2 separate regions of the Mus musculus genome follow, and region 2 is linked to region 1. Evidence: chromatin loops called from intact Hi-C (ENCODE). Cell type or tissue: heart. All regions are shown on one strand.

Region 1 (2,500 bases):
TGATTACATGTTGAAATCTCTTGTATAAAATGTTATAGTTATTGTATATAACCTTCACATCATCTGGGTACTTTACATAATCTCCAGATTATTTATGATGCCTAATTCACTGTAAATTGCATATGAATAGTTGTTGTATTATATTATTTAGGCAGTGAGGAGCAGGGGTGGGGTGGCTGGACATGTTCAGCACAGATGCAACTTTTTAGAAAACACTTGCAATCTTCAGTTGTCTGAAGCCATAGATGCAGAACCCATGGATGTGGACAGCTGGCTTTAATTACTAAAGGCAGAGAGGCCTATGAGTTAAACAAAAAGGAGGAGGAGGAGGAGAAAGAAGAAGAAGAAGAAGAGGAAGAGGAAGAGGAAGAGGAAGAGGAAGAGGAGGAGGAGGAGGAGGAGGAGGAGGAGGAGGAAGAAGGAAGGACAAGGAGGAGAAAGAGAAAGAAAGAATGAATGAAAGGAAGGAGGGAAGAAAGGAAAGATAGATGGAAGGAAGGAAGGATAGGTCTTGCAGAAAGAACATTAATAGGTAGGGCCTGAGCTGGAGGCTCAGGATAGATGAATTTTGGATGACAAGAAGGGGATTGTTCATTCCAGCATCTAAGACTAAGGAGAATATGGATGTGAACTGTCTGGGAGCATGGCTGTTGAAGCTACAGGTCAAGCAGGAAGGAGGTTCTACCTTTTTACTGGCAAACCAAAGTGTTCTGGGCTTTGTGGTTCCTCAGAGGCCACGGTCCCAAGTCGGTTCCAGAAGTCAACTTGGCTGTTTCCCAGAGAGGATTCATGGTGAACGCCTGCTTGTAGCTTCAGCCAGTTGGCTAAGATTAGCTTCCAACAAACTCAGAAAGCCTACAGCCTCAGAGACTCTTGTTCCTCTGTGATTCCTACTCCCACTCATAGCATTGTATTTGCGAGGGATGCTTGCCTGCTGAGAGCCGGCCCTGCATTGCTTAAGTTATCAGTTGAGGCAGCACCCAACTTCGGGAAAAATACAGGCAACAGTGGAGACCAAGAGCAAGAACAGGAGCCAAGGAAGCAGCCGCTGCCAACAACTTCCGTTTTTGTTTTTGTTTTTTCCTTTCTTTCCCACGTAGCTGCCCATGGAGCCCCTGTGACTGTTCATGGCAATCTGTTTGTTAACAATTAACAAAGGAGGGAGCCCTCTTGGCAATTTTTTTTCACCCAGAGGCCCCAGATTTCTCCCTGTGAAACTGCCAAATATGCAACCTTGGGTGGATATTTGGCTGAATCGCTTTGAAGGGTTTGTCAGTGCCTAAAATGGAAATTGTTAGAAAGCAGAGGAGGGTGGTTGCCAGCAACCATGAAATGGTAATGAGCAAATCATTTATTTTTGCAGTGAAATGTCATCCCCTAACACTACAAAAGCAGATTTTTTTTTTTTTTGAGCTTAGAAGTACTGACTACCTAGAAAATTCTTCCAAGGCAATCCAGTGTATCATACCCCCACCCACAAATACCTCTATCTTTCTCTCACCTTGGTCTTGTCTCCTAAACTAGACTGCTCCCATGGTTTGGGAACTTAGCTGCAACCCCAGATGAATTAAAAGGCTGGCTGGTTATGAAAGGTAGTCAGACTTCAACCATCCTATAAAGCAAAGAGGAAGTTCATTTCCTTCTAAGAGGATATGTGGTTGACTTTCTTTCAACATGGGAAAGTTGGTAGGCAGTGATAGACTCAGCCCCAAAATACAGCATGGCTGTTTAAATGATACATTCAAGTCCTCCTATCATTTTGGCTGAGTGCTATGGCACTTAATAAGGTTTTCTGCATGTATCAGCTCACTGAGCAGGCATATCAGGCAGGCTCTTCAATTGGGTACCTTTTAGTTTTGTACTCTGGCACTTTTGTTTGGCACTTAGAAGGAAGAGACTGGAAAATACATTCGGGTTGACACTAGAGAGTGAATGATCTGCTAGTTTTCTTTGAAAACAGCCATTAAGCTACTGTGCCTTCAGGCCAGTTCTTGGAAGGCTTTAACTTAAACAAAGCCCCGGATCTGTCTTTTAGCTTTTCCATATTGCCTTCTATATTGGGATTAGTGAAAAATTATACTGCTATCAATTTTATTTTAAAGTAATATTTTATGAGCCTTTGGCTTGAAAGTATTTCAATGACATCTGCATGCTCAAAATTAAAAAGGAAGACGGCTCTCCTCAGCTTTCATCAAGTAAGCTTTCGATCACAGTCATCAGGCCAATTTTTTCTGTCCTGCCTTTAAATGGAGGTGGCTTTCCCCAATCATTTGTGTGGTTGGGTGTGATCCATTAGGTAAGCTGTCCTGCTGTGAAAACCAAACCAAACCAAACCCAAGCCTAAGAGGCCTGGAGAGATGACTCAGAGAGTAAGAGCACTGACTGTTCTTCCAGAGGACCTGAGTTCAATTCCCAGTACCCATATGGTGCCTAACTCCAGTTCCAGAGGATCCAATATGCTCCTCTGGCTTTTGAGGGCACAGCATACATATGGTACACA
Region 2 (2,500 bases), 110 kb before region 1:
ATATATTTGAATGTTTGATCCCTAGTACGTGGAACTGTTTAGGAAGGATTAGGGGATGTGTCCTTGTTGTGTCACTAGGGGGTGGACTTAAAGATTTCAAAAACCTAGGCCATTCTCAGCTAGCACTCTCTATGCCTAATGTTTATGAATCAGAGTGTAGCTCTCAGTACCGCTCCAGCACCATGCCTGCCTATCCTCTGTCACACTCCCCACTATGATGGTCATAGATTTAACCCTCTGAAGTTGGAAGCCTGATAAATTCTTTCTTCTGTATGTCGTATTGATCACACTAATAGAAAAATCACTAACACACACATAAGCATGTGTACACACACAAAATAACAAGACAATAATTTGAAAGGAGAAAAAAATGCAATCTGCTATAAAATATCAAGGTTTCTCCATTTAAGCCCTGATAACACACACAACAAAAAAAAAAAGAAGAAGAAGAAGAAAAAAAAAAGTCAAGCTGCCTTAGTAGCTACAGGGGCCACAAGTAAATGAAGTTTTCAAATATGAAGTTAAAATTGCTAAGAGTAAAACCCAGCATGTTCCTAATGTATAAAGAATAAAGCTCTTTCATCTAAAAAACAAAACTGTTTAGGTTGTTCAGAGGCCACTTCCCATCTGTCCATATCTCATTGGAGTATTCTTCCTATAAAAAAACTGGACAGGGTAGACCAGCAAGTTCGCACACAAAAAAGAACTTTTTGAATATGAAATCTCTGAAGTCAATTTGCTCCTTAGGGAATAGATTTAAAGAGCATGAGATTCCATATTGCATTTTAACAACTGTTTAGTTTTAACATATCTGTGGACTTTTAATATTTTCATTTAATTTGAGCCTCACTTAGTGTGTGCAAGAGTTCATTCTAAAGTGTAGCTTTGGGAATCATTATGGCTTGACATATGTTTTGTTTGATTTATATTTTTCTTTCCATCAGAAATTCCCTTAGTCGGGTGTTCATAACCAACTTCCTGGAACTTTAGCTCCAGAGATCTGATGCCCTCTTCAGGACTCCACAGACACTACACTCATGTGCACATTACACACAGAGACACATATACAGACAAATAAAAATAAATCTTTAAAAAGAGAAAGGGGCTGGAGAGATGGCTCAGTGACTAAGAACACTGCCTGCTCTTTCAAAGTATCCAGGTTCAATTTTCAACACCAACCTAGTAGCTCACAACCATCTGCAAGTTCAATTCTGGGAATCCAATGAGCTTTTTTGGCCTCAGCAGGTGCTGTGTGCAAATGGTATGCAGACATAAATGCAGACAACACACCCATACACAAAATAAAAATAAATACATCTTTTTAAAAATCCTTATTTTTAAATTTTATTTTATTTCTTCCCTTTCCTCCTTCTAAACCTTCCTCTATACCCCTCCTTGCTCTCTTTTTTCCTAGGAGTACATACATACAACCTTCTCAGTATGTATCTTTAGGATTAATTTTGTATGTGTCTTGAGTGCCCCCACTTCCACACATGTTTGTTTGTGCACTACATGCATATAGTGGCCAATGAGGCCAGAAGAGGACACTGGATCTCTGGAACTGGAATTACAGGTGGTTATGAGCCACTTCAAAGGTTCTAGAATTTAACTTGGGTCCTCTGGAAGAGCAGCACTGACTAGATATTACATTGACTAGTTTCTTCTCTAGCTCTCTTCTTTCTCTCCTTTCTTCTTTCCCTCCATCTCAGTCTTCCTTTGTGAGACACTGTCTCTCCAAAGGCTGGCCTGGCTGGCCTCTGATTCATGAGTGCTAGGAGGGATCACAATTCTATGGTACGTTTCTACCCTGTGCTTAGGGTGCTATGGTTTTATGGTAGAAAATGTGGAAGTGATTTGAAGAAGAGTTAAGTTGCATCACACAAAACACCCATGCCACTGTTGTTATTATAAATGCCACTGGTAGGTTTCTAGAAGCCAGTGCTCTCCCTACATCTATGGTTCTCTTTAGACCCCATAATGTCTCTTTAAAATGTAATAAGCTGAATGACCAGCAGAGACTTTCTTTTTTAAAAAGGGTTATTTATTTTACGTATGTGAGTACACTGTACAGATGGTTGTGAGCCTTCGTGTAGTTGTTGGGAACTGACATTTTAGGACCTTTGCTCACTCTGGTCGGATACTCCAGAAGACGGAGTCAGATCTCATTACGGGCAGTTTCGAGCCACCATGTGGTTGCTGGGATTTGAACTCAGGACCTCTAGGAAGAGCAGTCGGTGCTCTTACCTGCTGAGCCATCTCTCCAGCCTCAACAGAGACTTTCTTAAGGAGAGTCCTACTATCCTCCCCCAGACATTTATTTTTCTCTTCTTTGCCAGAGTGCAAGCTTCACTATAGGTCACCAAACAAAATAATGTCTTTTTTAAACTTACTAAGTTCAGTGACCAGGCAACTTGGAATATAGCAGTGTGTTTCCCAGGGAGGTCTGATCAACATTCTCCCCAGCCCTGTTCACATTCATCTTCCCTTCCCAGCAATAGCT

The links. Peaks named below come from ENCODE experiments on the same cell type or tissue, not always from the same donor. Only the 100,000 strongest peaks of a DNase experiment are listed, where the experiment ranks them.
Region 2: a loop joins it to region 1, with 2.0 times the contacts of the local background. A loop is called at or near these places in 5 of 42 quality-filtered maps.

Annotation. Positions count from the first base shown.
Region 1 is chrX:53,117,364-53,119,863 of GRCm38, reverse strand. The region is part of intron 1 of Gm35988 (a long non-coding RNA gene); the gene reads right to left. It also overlaps a transcript of Plac1 not described here. Among named protein-coding and RNA genes, the nearest start is that of Plac1, 4.2 kb to the right of the region's middle. In heart, no CTCF peak of the experiment used is centred here; a DNase peak (open chromatin) is centred at 1,033.
Region 2 is chrX:53,226,135-53,228,634 of GRCm38, reverse strand. It overlaps a transcript of Plac1 not described here. Among named protein-coding and RNA genes, the nearest start is that of Fam122b, 42 kb to the left of the region's middle. In heart, no CTCF peak of the experiment used is centred here; no DNase peak of the experiment used is centred here.